Regions from separate parts of the Mus musculus genome. Here regions 1 and 3 are each linked to region 2. A link is a loop called in an ENCODE intact Hi-C map of the cell type or tissue named here. Cell type or tissue: left cerebral cortex. All regions are shown on one strand. Region 1 overlaps Shroom2 (shroom family member 2). Region 2 holds the start of Shroom2 (shroom family member 2). Region 3 has its middle 37 kb from the start of Gpr143.

Evidence for each region. A loop is a pair of places that touch in the nucleus more often than their neighbours do. Peaks named below come from ENCODE experiments on the same cell type or tissue, not always from the same donor. Only the 100,000 strongest peaks of a DNase experiment are listed, where the experiment ranks them.
Region 1: a loop joins it to region 2, with 4 times the contacts of the local background. A loop is called at or near these places in 7 of 42 quality-filtered maps.
Region 3: a loop joins it to region 2, with 2.5 times the contacts of the local background. A loop is called at or near these places in 4 of 42 quality-filtered maps.

What each region holds. Positions count from the first base shown.
Region 1 is chrX:152,702,516-152,707,515 of GRCm38, forward strand. The region is part of intron 1 of Shroom2 (shroom family member 2); the gene reads right to left. Among named protein-coding and RNA genes, the nearest start is that of Shroom2, 64 kb to the right of the region's middle. In left cerebral cortex, a CTCF peak has its summit at 3,028 (motif pointing right); a DNase peak (open chromatin) is centred at 3,065.
Region 2 is chrX:152,767,855-152,772,854 of GRCm38, forward strand. Shroom2 (shroom family member 2) reads right to left here and starts at 1,632. Exons shown (of 10, transcript NM_001290684.1): 1 at 1,432-1,632. The coding sequence starts at 1,596. In left cerebral cortex, CTCF peaks have their summits at 1,492 and 1,988; DNase peaks (open chromatin) are centred at 1,394, 1,858 and 2,130; H3K4me3 peaks cover 1,964 bases.
Region 3 is chrX:152,816,542-152,821,541 of GRCm38, forward strand. No RefSeq gene overlaps it. Among named protein-coding and RNA genes, the nearest start is that of Gpr143, 37 kb to the left of the region's middle. In left cerebral cortex, a CTCF peak has its summit at 2,665; a DNase peak (open chromatin) is centred at 2,688.

The sequences.
Region 1 (5,000 bases), 65 kb before region 2:
GATATACAAAACCCCTTCTAAGGTTTTCTATTGGTAGCTGAAATAGTCCTACATGTATGTGCTCAACAGACAAATCAACCATTCCCTCCACCAAATTTGGATAAATTCCTTGGCCTCAAAGGACCAGGAGTCCATCCTGTTGTGTATTTTCTGCTTTGTTTTGTAGCAGTGAAATGATCCTTGACAACATCTAACACACAGTATTTCATCATGCCTCATAAATCAGGTTCAGTTGCTTGGCCCTGCTATGTGAATACTGCTACTCACTTTGTACAAAACAGAATGACATCTTTTTCCAGACCAGTATAAGAAAATGATATATAATTTTTTAAAAGAAAATGTTTTATGAATTTCCATTCTATACTAAACCCATATGCTATCTCAAGTTGGACTTAATTATTCATGCTTGTACTAGACAACCAACTTAAATTTGGCACCAATTTTCAAGGAATAATGAGCCAGTCCAATGGTTGGCTATAAGCAACCACCTCTGTATTTGTCAGGCTCTGGCATAAACCCAGAGCTCCCAGGAACTAAACCACAACCAAAGATTACATGGAGGGACCCCATGGCTCCAGCCACATATGCAGCAGAGGATGGCCTTGTCAGACATCAATGGGAGGAGAGGTTCTTGGTCCTGGGAAGGCTCGATGCCACAGTGTAGAGGAATGTCATGGCAGGGATGCGGGAATGGGTGGTTGGGTGGGGGAGCACCCTCATAGAAGCAGGGAGAGGGAGGATGGGATAGTGGTTTTTAGAAGGAAAAAAACAGGAAAGGAGATAACATTTGAAATGTAAATAAATTAAATATCCAATAAAAATAAATAAAACATTTAAAAAAAGAGTGACTCAGGCATGGGTGGTACACATCTGTGATCCCAGAACTCAAGAGTTTAAGAGAAAAGATTATGAGTCTGTGGCCAGCCCGAGCTACAAGCAAACAAATAAAAATAGAAAACAGAATTGCCACATGATACTTTTTATACTGTAGTCCTGTGTTTGTAAGGAAAGGCCAGAGTGTGTATTTAACTACCAATGCAAAACTATAGATTTTTTACTGTAATTAAAAAATGAAGCCTTGCGAAGACAAAAGAATATAAATTCTATAGGTAACCAGGTGCACTGTGGATGAAACATTGTAATTTGGTATAATGGAAATATGAAGGGCCATATTCACTTCAGGTTCAAAGTGCTGATGTAAAAGCTCCACAAACAAAATGTGTAGGGCTTGAAAGGAATACAGCAGCATTAGGGAGGACATTCCATGGAGGTCTTGACATGAAGAAACATGCAGGCAGGAAATGGAGGCATGCCAGAGGGATGAGTCAGGGGAAACAGTGTAAAGAATACACAGGAGTGTGGGAGGATCCTGGCAGAAGGTGAGAAGACTGAGAACTTGACCTTGAAGCAGAACGTGGGCACTGTTCTTCAGGTAGTGGAGGTGGGTAAGGGAGGGCAGAGAAGTCAAGTGTAAACTTATGATGAAAACAACTACTTCAGGATATTAACCTTGTAGTGAAAATAAAAATAAATGTCTTCAACAAAAAGAATAGAACAGCAAAAGCCAGACATGGTGGTAGGCACCTGAAATCCTGGCATTGCGGGGGGGGGGGGGGGGCGTGAGGCTGAAGTAGGAGAATTACAAGTTTGGGGACCACTGCAGCCGTGATGAATACCCACCCTGAAGCCTTTTCAGTGCTCTTGACAGAAGTTATTTTTATAGTGTAAAGACAACTAAGGTAAGCAGGACTCTGGTGATAGAAGGAAGAAGACCTAGCTCACCATTCACGTTGAAGTCAAATTCTGAGCTTGGAGAAGTGGAATATACCCACATGTCCAGTCATCAGAATGAAATAGGGAAGAGCAACTTTGCTGTTTTATGAGTCTAAGATCACACGTCAAAATGTGAGTCACACCTGCAGGTTATCAGCTGTAATTATTTCCAGAATATTTTCCCTTCCAATGAATAGCCTAAAGTGCATGAGCAGGCCATGCCTTTTGTTACACAGGAGGATAATAACCTCCCCATCTTCTTAAATCCATTACTCATTCTGTTTGCTCTCAGTTCCTTCAGAAAGGAAGCTTGACTCAGGCCGGGGGTGGGGTATTTAACAGGTTGGGAAAGGCCACTAAGGTGGGACTTCAGGGAAAAATAATATAGAGGTCTAATAATCCTTCCATTCATCCCTGAAATGAGGCTCAGGTTATACTTGGCCCTAAGACACAGAGAGGCAAATGTGGCCTGGATGGGGTGACAAAGACAGGTAAATGAAATGTTTTAAAGGAAGGTAATGAATTGGTGACAAGTTCTGATGCAAGGGCAGGGTCATGTAGACACGAAAATGGAAAACAGAAGTACCTATGGGGCCTCAGTCTCCCAAGAGATCCAGAGGCTGAGCAGATAGATATTAGTGAACAAAAAGGAGCTGACTGCTCTCCTGACTGTGAGAACCAGGCATTGGTTCAAAGTTTTGCAAGACAGAGAGGCAGGCTCAGCAGCCAGGTAGGATAGACTGGGAACCAGAGAGCCATTTACATTCTACAGCAAGGACTCACAGTTTTCATGATGATGGGTGACCTCTTCCCCAGATGAGGTAAAAGCCTGGCAAATCTCTATCAGGACAATGTCAAATCTCTATCAGGACAAGACTGTACTCTAAATAGTGCCAGATACAGTCTTCCTAAAAGACACCCAGGGACAGAAAAAATAAACTCAGAAAAAATTTCTAGAGAAAGTTCTATTTCTATAAAAACAAAGGATTTTAAAACAGCATATTTTCAGTACTGCAAAGCACCACCAGTTAGCAATCCAATGTCCTAACTCACAACTTTAAACCTAAAACAAAAGGGGGAAAAAAGCTTATCTATAGGGCCTAAGCAGTGTCAGAAAAAGGAAGAACCTAGAACCACCCTGATTTGACTCTCCAAAGCCAAGACTCACATCTCAATGACAGTAAAACACAAGCTCGGAAACAATACCCTACACCGGGAACATCTCTAAAGTCACAACTAGCACCTTTTCAGTACAGTCAGCAGAGGGCACTGGAGGGACACCAAGAGAAGACTGGTTTCCCTTCCTTATCTCACGTGCTTTCCTCTCTGCCAGCCCTGTGGGACATGGCAGTCCTGTGGTACACCTAGTGACAATAGTTTCAAAAGTGTCTTTCTTGGTTTCATTAGCACCCCTTCAGCAGTTTCCCAGTGAGTTTTAGCAACAACTTTCAAATGGCTTTCTAGTGAGTTTCAGGGCATCCTAGCCAGTTTCCTAGTGAGCTTCAAGAACAGCACAGGACGACATTTTACTGATTGCCTCTGGGCCTGTGGCCCTGACTGTCTTCCCTATCTAGAGAAGACAGTCAGGCGTCAAACATACACACAGTCTCATTCTCATTCCACCCCCCTCTTTCTCTACCACCACCACCACCAAGCTTTTGGGGTGCTGAGGAAGGGAAGACAGATTTCTCTTTTTGTACATACCCTGGAGATTCTGCCTTCTTAATGCCAGGTCCAAAAAAGAAAAAAAAAAGAAAGAAAAACAAAAACAATAGCCTAATGCTAGTTAATGATTCTATACAGTATTTAAGTGATGAGTCCACATTATAGTGTCAAAACTAGCACCAAACTACCACATTCAAGCAATCTCTTGCCTCAGCATCCTGAGAAACTGTGACTATAGGTGCATGAGCAGGAGAATTTTTTTTTTTTTAAATCAAGAGCCACAGGCATAGAGTAAATCAGTCTTGCTGAGGCAGGCGGATTTCTGAGTTCAAGGCCAGCCTGGTCTACCGAGTGAGTCCCAGGACAGCCAGAGCTACACAGAGAAACCTTGTCTTGAAAAACCAAAAAAAAAAAAAAAATCAGTCTTGCTTTGCAAGACCTCTGGTTTCTATGGCAACTGCTCTAATTTGTTTTTATAAAGAGACAAGACAGAATATAACACAGCCAATTCACCAAATTCTGATTTGTACTAAGCAATCTTTATTCTAATTTCTGTATGGTTTGTTACCCAAACCTAATTGATAAAAGTTCTGAGGTAAATGCATTACCAGATACACAGCCCTGATGGCACAGAGGAAGAGAAAACCAGGTGGCAAGGTAGAAAAAGGTTTGTGTCAAAGAGGGTTTACAAAACATTGAGGCAGGAAATGGGACTTAAGACTTGTTTGTACAGGATTTGGTAAAAAAAAGTCACTCATTTTTCTTTAATCTCACTTTGGTTTTCCAAAACCTGATTATCTTAAACTGGGTTTGCCGATGCACTGCTGTAATCTCAGCTACTTGGGAGGCTTATTAAGGAGAACTGGGAGCTCCAAGCCAGTCTGGGCTTCCAAGCCAGTCTGGGCTTCAGTGAGACCAAATATTAATAAAAAAAAAAAACAATAAAAGCAAGCAAAAAAAAAAAAAAAAAAAACTACCAGGACAACAAGGCATAGTGGCAAATACCCACAACCCCAGAACTGGAGAGGTAAGAGGCAAAAGGATCCAGAGTCCAAGGTCACCCTCAACTATATTATTCTATTCAAGACTAACTTGAGCTACACAGATCGTACCTCAAATAAGTAAAAGGGAGAAGAAAGGACAGAAAAGGAGAAGAAAGTTAAGGGAATTGGGAAATGAGAAGAAAAGGGGAAAGGAAAAGAGAGAGAAGGAAGAGAAAGGAGAATGGACAAAAAGAAAACACTCAGTACAACCAGGAAAGACAAGCAGGAAGATAAAAGGTAAGATAAAAATGGAGATATGTTGCAAACTCATAATACTAAGTATACTCACAGAGCACTGTTGTTACACTCTGTTCATGTCAGAATGAGATTAAAGTCTGGTGTGGTGGCAAGTGCCTGTAAAATCCAAGCATTTAGGAGATGAAGGCAGAAGAATCAGTTCAAGGTCATCCTATATAAGTATGGGATACAAGACCCTGCCTCCAAAAGATGAAAACACCCTAGGTCAACTATAGGATATAACTGAGATGTTTGAAACATGCTACAAACTCCAAGTATTAT
Region 2 (5,000 bases):
CTGTGGTAGTACAGCCCTGTAATACTAGCACTCGGGTGGCTGGGGGGGGGGGGCTGCAACTTTAAGGCAAGCTAGTGAAACTTAGTGAGCCATTGTCTCAAAAATAAAAATAAAAATAAAAATAAAAATAAAAATAAGGGCTGTAGATAGCTCAGTGAGAGAAGAGTACTTGCCTAGTACTGCCAAGGCCGACTTCAATCCTAGCACTGAAAAGAAAAAAGGGGAGTGAGTGTATCAGACTCGGACTTGGTATAAAGCTCAGTGGTACAGAACTTTCCTCGCATGTGGAATGCCCTGGGGCTTGGATTCCCTGGAATGGCACAATCAAACAAAAAAGAATCCACTTTGATATAAAAGATTACATGGTGGCTAATTTTGTAACAGGGTGAGGGGTGATTGATCGATTTGAGGTCTTTTGCTGTTTGAATGCCGCCAACACCACACCACTTTTCAAAGTCAAGACCAGTGGAGCCACCTAATTCTTCACGCTTTTAATCCGGGTGGGAAGATAAGGAAATTTGTAAGTCATTTTCACACCTTCAAACACCTCTAAGGAGCCAGGAATATTTGCATTTTAAAGGAGACTTTGTCCTTAGGACTGGTAAGACTCAACTCTGCTTAGAGAACAGGGCCCTAGTTTCTTTTAACCAGAACACCTGAGAGATTGGCTTGTTGTTTATTTATACAAGTTTATACATGTTTAGTTGGTAAGTATCAGGATAGATTGCATTTTAAGAGAATACCAATTCTAAAGCAACCTACACACACACTCACACGCGTTAATTCCAAGTAAGATCTCTTTTCTTACTATCAGAACTCAAATTCTACTTTAAAAGCACTCTGAAAAAGTTTCATTAAGTGTTGGTAGATATCCAGAGCGCGTGGATGTAGGACAGGAAGCCGAAAGTCAGCAAATATTGATGAGCTCCTGGGAATCGTGAAACTGCCTGGCAGCAGCTTCTAGTAGGGAGTTTCAGACTGAAAACCGGTACAGATCAAAAGGGTGACAACCAGGGGCCCTAAACAAGCAAACAAAAGTTGGGAAAGCTGTACCCACTCCCTGGTTCCTGGGAATTTTTTTTCCCTTCATTTCATGGCAGCCTCGCAGGTGTAGGTCCACCGCTGGACAGGCCAGGAGTTACAGGGGACTGCCAGGCCCTTTCCCAGAGGGGGAGGGGAAGGAGACCCGGAACAGGAGCCATTGAAACTACCAGCAATGTTGGGAGCCGCCCGAGGGCGGCTAGGATGGAGCCGGAACCACACACCTATGGCTGAACAGAACCCAGCACCCACAGGTGACTCCCAACAGACGCGTCCCAGAAAACGAGGCCGCGAACCGGACGTCCCATCCAGCGCCCTGAAACCCCGACCAGCCTTCTGGGTCCGGACTATCTCAGGACTGTCACGGGGCAGACCCCGGGGTAGCCTTACCTTGGTGATGACCAGAGGCTCGCCATGCTCGCGGCCGCCCTTCAAGGTGAAGCCCCAAGGGGCGCCGCCGCTCAGCTGCACCTCCACCAGGCGGACGCCGTCGGTCGCCGGCGCCTCAGCTTCGGCCAGGCGCTCGGGCCGTGCACGGGGCTCGGCGCCCTCCATGACGCGGGGCGCTCAGCCCCTCCACACTCAGCCCTTCCACCCGCTAATGCCCACGCCCATGCACTCCGGGAAGCACGAACCGGCCCACCACCTAGGAGCCTCCAGGCGGCTGGGCCGCCGCCGCCACTACAGTAGCCGCCGGCCACCGCTGAACTTGCTTTGCAACTTGGAAAGCGCTACGCGGGCCGGACCAGGAGGGAGCGCGGAAAAGGGCGCGGGGAGGGGAACGGGGAGGGGGCGGAGCAGGCGCGCTCCTCTTCAGCATGGGCAGGGGAGAGGGAGGGGCCGGCTCCCGGGGGCGCGCACACGGGGTTTTCGCACTGACTGCGCTAGAGGTCCAAAGGGGTTTCTCTAGTGCGCTCAGCCGCTAGGGGTTAAGGCGCGCTCTCCGAGACCAGCGAAACCTGCCCGAACTGGACCTGGTCAGGCGTGAGGTCGCACGCACGGTCCCTCCCGCCCAGCTCTAGAGGCGCCGATGGGCTCGGGGAGGGTTGGGCGCCACCGGGGAAAGCCCTTGCAACAGGTGAGGTGGCGGAAGTGTCCAAACCGGACTAGGCGGGACCTGGAGGCGATCGGGAACCGAGTAGCTGCAGGCCAGCCCCTTCCAACTGGGAGCGGAATCGACCCAGCGCCTCCTCCTTTGAGCCAGTGAACCGCAAGTGCACAGGTGAAGCTCTGGCATTCCCGCTGTCCTGTATGGCCGCACCTTTGCTCCAGCGCCAAGACTCTGGAAAAGCTGTTCCGAAAACCATTAGCACACCAGAATGCCTGACCCCGGGCCACTCGCAGGCACATCCCAAAACTCTGGCCCTGAGGTTAATGCTGCGGGCAATTCCTTGCAGCAAAGGGACTCTGGACCTGATCTGTTGAGGGCCTTCTCATTCTTGCAAATTCCTTTCTGTAGTACCAGCAGGCAAACATAATAAATGCCATCCACCCAGCTGGCACTTTTGTCACAATTTAATAGGCCTTTCTTCCATCCAATTCCTACCCTTTATGTTCATAAAATTGTACCTCAAGTTGGGAGGCAGTTGCCCTCATGTATGTCTGAGCAGCCTGTGTGTGCCAGACAAGAAGCCAAAAAAGGGCAGACATCAGACCCCCTGTGAGTGCTTCACCGTGTGGGTGCTGGGAACCAAACCCAGCTGAGCTACAACCCCTTGCCACAAGTTCTTAAAATGTGTTCTGCGTTTATATCTCTAAAAAGGAGGAACTATCTGTTTGAAGTTAATGAAAGTTTGCCACTCTTTACGTTTTTATTTTATTAGTTTTAGAAATTATCTCAAAATCTGTGTAGCCACAGATGACTGAATTCCTTTCTATTCTCCTGCCTGCATCTCCCCAAGTGCTGTGATTCCAGGTATGAGTCACCATGCCTATTCATACTTTGCTGCTTTTCCATTTCCATGAAACGAGCCCACCTTAGAAATGTATACACTGATAGGAGTTTACACGTTTTACAGAGGGGAAAAGTTTTTTTTTTCCATTAATGTTTGTATTGTAGCTGGAGGCGGTTCCTGTTTCCCCAAACAGTTCCATCCTAATACTTTTAGCACCTGATAGCACTGGGAGGTGAAAGCAAGGACAACCAAGAGAACACTGGACCAAGAACACCTTTAGGCTTGGCTGCTGTGAAGCCTGAATAGGGAAGCTCAACTCTAGTCAGTTTGTTCAAACAGACCAGATGCATCACACAACAGAGACAGAGTGTCTTGGTTACTTTTTTGTTTGTTTGTTTGTTTTCTTTTTCTTTCTATTATTTCTTGTTGCTAGTGGGGTTTTTTTTGTTTACTTGTTTTGTTGTTTTTTTTGGGGGGGGGTTCTTTTTTTGAGAAAGGATTTTTCTGTGTAACTTTGGCTGTCCAAACTTGCTCTGTAGACCATCCATCCAAGTTTTGTGGTGGTATCGAAGTTGACCACACCTGTCCTTGCTCTCATCACACCTAGACTTCTATTTCTTGGGTATCTTGTGAAAATATCAAAATCTTGAAAGAGGTGACAGGGCCAGTGAGTTAGCCCAGCAATTGCTTGTCACTCAAGCCTGACAACGTAAGTTCAACCCCTGGAACCCATTTAATGGTGGAAGAAGGTAAGAAACACTCTCACAAAATTCTATGTGTGTGCATGCACAAATACCACAACACACACATGCAAATCAATAAAGTTCTTAAAATTTGTATTTATTTATTGTCTGGATATGAGTGTTTTGCTTGCAGGCAGGTCTATGCACCACATGTATTCCTGATGCATGTGGAGGCCAGAAGAAGAAGATATCAAATCCCCCTAAGACTAGAGGTATAAACAGATGGAATATGCTGGTAGGTGCTGGAATTTGAACCCAAGTCCTCTAGCCAGTGCTTTGGAAGAGCAATCAGTGCTCTTAGTAGCTGAGCCATCTCTCTGGCCCCACAGAAAATAAAAACATAAAAACTTTCTGATAACTTTCTGATAAAACTCTAGTTTTATCAGACTTGTACACTTCTGGTAGTAGCATCTCCCCCTCCCCCTCACCACACCTAGGACACACAATCTGACTGGGATTCCTAAAGTTACGATGTATTAGTTGATATATTCAGTTTCCCTTGGGAAGGCAGAGATATATTTTGTTCCTGGCTTCTTGCTCCTTGAGTTGAGTATTCAACTTCTTTACTCAAGAAGGCAAGCATATTCTGCTGGTGATGACCTAGAAGCCTCTACATCCATGGATGCAAGAGCTAAAGGTGTCTGTTTCATTTCCATAATCTGGCATTTATTTTCTTTGAGAGAAAAGAGGTGAAATCCTAGGTAATTATGTATAATTTGCTTTGTCCATAGGAATGGATAAATAACCAACTTTCATGCTTTAATCAATAACTAATCTATATGAAAATGTGATGATTGTTAACATTCTGTCTAAGCTCCGCCCCACAGTTACCTAGCAACAGCCAGGTATGCTTGACTCACTATAAAAGGGGCTGCTTGCCCCTGCCTCACTCTCTTGGTCTCTTGTTTCTCTCTTGCTCTTTCTCTGCTTCCCTTCCCTCCTTCTTCCCCATTCCCTTCTCCCCCCTCTCTCTCCACATGCTCATGACTGGCCTCTACTCCTCTACTTCTCTACTCTCTTTGTCTGCCTTTCTCTGCCTCTACTACCTTCTTAACTCCCCTCCCCATGCCCTGAATAAACTCTATTCTATACTATTCTGTCGTATGGCTGGTCCCTCAGGGGGAAGGGATGCCTTGGCATGGGCCCGCTGAGACATCCCCTTCCTCCATACCTCACCAAACCTCCATAGAACATATCTCTCCTCTCTTTATCTTTTTATAGACACGTCAATAATGGAGCTGGAATGGACCTTAGTATTTTCCTAGCAAGTGAATTATGTCGGGGTCAGTCACCAACACTGAAAGAAAATGTTGCCTTACTC
Region 3 (5,000 bases), 49 kb after region 2:
GTACTGGGGGGTTATTGGTTAGTTCAACTCTTAAGTTAGCAATATGAGTTTCAGTGATGTTTGTTCCTGTTTCATGTCTCAGAGAATTCTGTCCTCTACAATAGGAAGCAGTGGTTTATCACGTGACAACAGGTGGAGCCAGGGTAGGAAAAAGAGTCTTTGACTAAAATTGCTCAGTGGATAAAAATTAATGCAGAAAACCTACATACCAGTGTGCTGCTTCCTGTATTGACAAACTCCATTTGGAGATTTTTCTTTTCCCATCACCAAGCTGTAAGAGAACGTTCTATATGGAGGTTTAGAGTAATAAAATGTATTATGATATGTGGTAGTTTGAATAGATTTGGCCCCCATGTGTTTGAATGCTTGCTCCCATGGGGAGTGGCACTATTAGAAGGTGTGGCCTTGTTGGAGTAGGAATGGCTTTGATGGAGTGTGTCTTCGTGGGAGTGGGCTTTGAGTTCTCCTAGTGCTCAAGCTCCACCCAGTGTGGAAAACGCCTCCTATGGCTGCTTTTGGGTGGAGATGTAGAACTCTCAGCTCCTTCTCTAGCACCATGTCTGCCTGCATGCTGCCATGCTTCCAGTCACAGTGATAATGGACTAAATCTCTGAGATTGTAAGCCAGCCCCAATGAAATGTTTTCCTTTATAAGAGTTTCCTGGGTCATATTGTTCCTTCACAACAATAAAACCCTAACTAGGATTTTATTAAAACCCTAATAGGATCCTTGTTCAAAGTCAACAATAATATTAAGCGAGAAGAACAAACTGAACCTAAACATTTGTGCTAGAATTGTACCAGTATATAGTGAAGGCAGGTCATATAGCTTGCAGGTTTTGTAGCTTGCAGATTCTGATTATGGCCTTTCTCCAGCACATGACTGCTAGTTAGTAGGAGTGAAGCTCCTAGTTAGGCACCAGTTCAACTTCTCTGTTTTGATAGCATATGTAAGTTTTGTCTTCATCAATAGGGCCTTACTATTAGGTTGTAGATAGTAACCAATAGCCTTGGCAATAGCCTATAATGTTGGGGGTTTTCAAAGGATCCTTTGGACAACAACTCAATAAGATGTAACCTATCTTTGACATTGGAAAGTTTATTTGGTGGCCTAAGAGTCTTGTTAGGGCAATCTCTCCACTATTATTTGGTGTCTCCATTTAGATCCCTCTCATATATGTATATATTTTATTAAGTCTCTACAGTAGTAGGTTTCAATATGGTTTTACCTTAAGTGTTAGTTGTTCCTCCTCACTTCCTGTCATTCCTTCATCTTGCACTTCTATTCCCCTCTCTGTTTCTTCTAGTTTCCCTTTTGATAGATTTTCATTTATGTTGGATAACAATGTTTTAACATTGCTTATTATTTTTATGGGTATGGATGCATGTCCACTTGTATGTCTATATACTGCATTGGTGCCTGGTGCCCACATGTTGACAGGAGAGGACATTGGATCACCCTAGGTTTAGAATTATAGGCAGTTATAAGATGCCATGTGCATACTGGGAATTGAACCTGGGTCTTCTGGAAGAATAGTCAGTGCTCTTATCTACAGGATCCTCTCTCCAATCCCTTGGGTAACTATGATTGCTAATCTTGATTGTCAATTTGACTATATCTGGAATCAACTAAAAACCCAAATAGCTGTACAAATGTTTTCTTGATTAGATCATTTTGAGTTGAGAAGACCCACCCCAAATCTGGGGCCACACCTTCTGGCAGCCCACATAAATGGACATGGAAGAAGGAAGTTTTGTTATTTTCCCTCACTCTCATTGGCAACTTCATGTATTTTGTTCTTAAGGCATTCCTTTGTTGTTATTAGAACCCACTTCTTTGAGGTTCCAATATATACTGAAGACAAGCAGCTCTCTAGGACTTCCCTAAGACTTCAGCATCAGATTGAGACTGCTGAGACCCCTGTCTCATCAACTGAACAACCACTGATGCTTTGGCCTTTCCATCAGGAGATAGTCATTGTTGGACCACATCCTATAAACCACCTTAATAAATCCCCATACACATCAGACAGGCTTGCGGGTATGTGTACACATGTACGCATACACACTCCATCCTATTAATTTTGTTGCCTTAGAGAACCTTGACTAACATAGATTATGGTACTGAAGTGGTTCTAGAAAAACAAAATTTTATGCTAGAATTATTGTGGCTGCTATTGTATGGTGTTTTTGCTGTGAGAGCTTTTCTCAGAAGTCCTACTGCCATGTCTGCACTACATTGGACATCACAATACCTATCATGGATGTGAATTCCGTGGAGAGGCCATTATACATTATGATATCCTAAGAAAGCAAGCCAAGTGACAGTCATTAGCTCAGCTCACATGGAAAATGGACCAATGGGAAAGCTGGTACTAAACAGGAGAGAGGTGTAAGGGATTTTTTTTGGTGAGGCAGGAAGGAAAACTGTTCATGAAGAGCTGCATACAGATTATTCTTTGTGAAGACTTCACATTGAAAATGTCAAGCTGAATTTAGGTATTAAGGGCAGCTGACTATGTCTACTTTATGCCATGACAAAACTCAATACTACTGGTGCAATAATGGCTATCCAACCAGTAGAACATGATTATTAAAGGGCAGTTCTCACAGTGGAGAACCATTTTCAGTTACAATGGAAAGGTGAGGTAAGACTGCCATCTAGAGTGTAGACACCAGCTATACAACTCAACATCTTTGGCTGCACTGGACATCTTGCCAGATCATTCATTACTCAATCCTAAAGGTGGATTGCTTAGACTGAGAACCACTTTGCTTGGATGCTACCACAAGAGTGGCATCTCCACAAATAACTACCATTCATAAGGGTGGGGTAACTCCTTGGGAGCATAAATCCAACAGAAATGACTGTATTATACTCATGTCCACCAGACTTAAAACAAGCAGTGGGTGTGCTCTATAATGACTCCTTGGGTTGAGCACAGAGATGAAATAAAAAGATGTAACAGGTAACAGGATCACTTTATTCTGATATATATGTGTATATATGTGTGTGTAGAACTTCCTTCTTCCATGTGTGTGTGTGTAGAAGAACTTCCTTCTTCCATGTCCATTTATGTGGGCTGCCAGAAGGTGTGGCCCCAGATTTGGGGTGGGTCTTCTCAACTCAAAATGATCTAATCAAGAAAACATTTGTACAGCTATTTGGGTTTTTAGTTGATTCCAGATATAGTCAAACTGATAAACAAGATTAGCAATCATAGTTACCCAAGGGATTGGAGAGAGGATGTATACACACACACACACACACACACACACACACACACACACACACACACACACACTTTTGAGATTGGGTCTCAGTATGTAGTTCTGGTTGGCCTATAAATCACTATGTAGACCAGTCTAACCTAGAACTCACAGAAATTTCACCACTTCTGTCTCCTAAATACTGGAATTAAGGGTGTGTACCACCACACCTAGTTTCATATTTTTCTTGACAATCCTTTGATTTCTGTTTCCACCTACCAGGAAAACATTTGCACATATTTTAAACACACAAGAGGATGTTCTTAAGGTCCCTTCCCCTTAGGAAATAATCCAGATATTTGAATCATGTATATCTGTGGGTTGTGTCTGTTAGATGAACAAAGACACTTTCATATGCTCTGAACTTGAATTACTTTAGAAATGAGGAAGATTCTAAAAACACAAGTCTCAGCTGAATACTATCTAAACAACATGTCATCCCAGATGATTTTTTATTATAATACAATGTAAGAAACAAGAAAAGCAATCACAGAAATACAATGTCATCCTTTAGCTGCTTTGGCCCTGGAGTGACCTTCCTTTTATGAGTCCATTTCAAATAAGAGTTTGTGTCACAAACATAGTCACTGCCTACATAACAAAAATACCCCCTTTTAAATTTTCAAAGAATGTTTTTTTTTTTTTCTTTTTTAATGCTTGGAAACTTATGACAAATGAGATTATTTTTTTCATTTTTTATTAGGTATTTTCTTCATTTACATTTCAAATGCTATCCCCAAAGTCCCTATACCCTCCCCCTCCCTGCTCCCCAACCCACCCACTCCCACTTCCTAGCCCTGGCATTCCCCTGTACTGGGGCATATGATCTTCGTAAGACCAAGGGCCTCTCCTTCCATTGATGGCAGACTAGGCCATCCTATGCTACATATGCAACTAGAGACACAGTTCTATGGGGTACTGGTTAGTTCATAATGTTGTTCCTCCTATAGGGTTGCAGACCCCTTTAGTTCCTTGGGTACTTTCTCTAGCTCCTTCTTTAGGAGCCCAAGATTATTTTTTATTTAGTTCTAAACACACAAGAATTTGAGGCACTGGAGGAAACATCATGAAGGTGTGATTATTTAGCAGAAGAGACGGAGGAGCTGAAAATTACTTAATACTTTTAATATTACTTAATATTTCTAATAATTAATATTTTAATATTTTTCTTTTTATTGGCTATTTTCTTTATTTACATTTCAGATGTTATCCCTTTTCCCTGTTTCCTCTCCGAAAACCTCCTATCCCTTCTCCCCCTCCTCTGCTTCTGTGAGGGTGTTCTCCCATCCACCCAGTCCCACCTCCCTGCCCTGGCATTCCCCTACACTGGGTCATCCAGTCTTCACAGGACCAAGGGCCTCTCTTCCCATTGATGCCTAACAAGGCCATCCTCTGTTACATATTCAGCTGGAGCCATGGGTCCCTCCATTTGTATACTCTTTGGTTGGTGCTTTAGTCCCTGGGAGCTCTGGGGGGTGGGGTCTGGTTGGTTGATATTGTTCTTCTTCGTTTGGAGTTGCAAACCCCTTCAGCTCCGTCAGTCCTTTCTTTCACTCCTCCACTGGGGACCCTGTGCTCTGTCCAATGGTTAGCTACAGAGCCTCTGTATTTGTCAGGCTCTGTCAGAACCTCTCAGAAGACAGCTATATCGGGCTCCAGTCACTTCCTGGCATCTGCAATAGTGTCTGGGTTTGGTGACTATATATGGAATGGATCCCCAGGTGGGCCAGT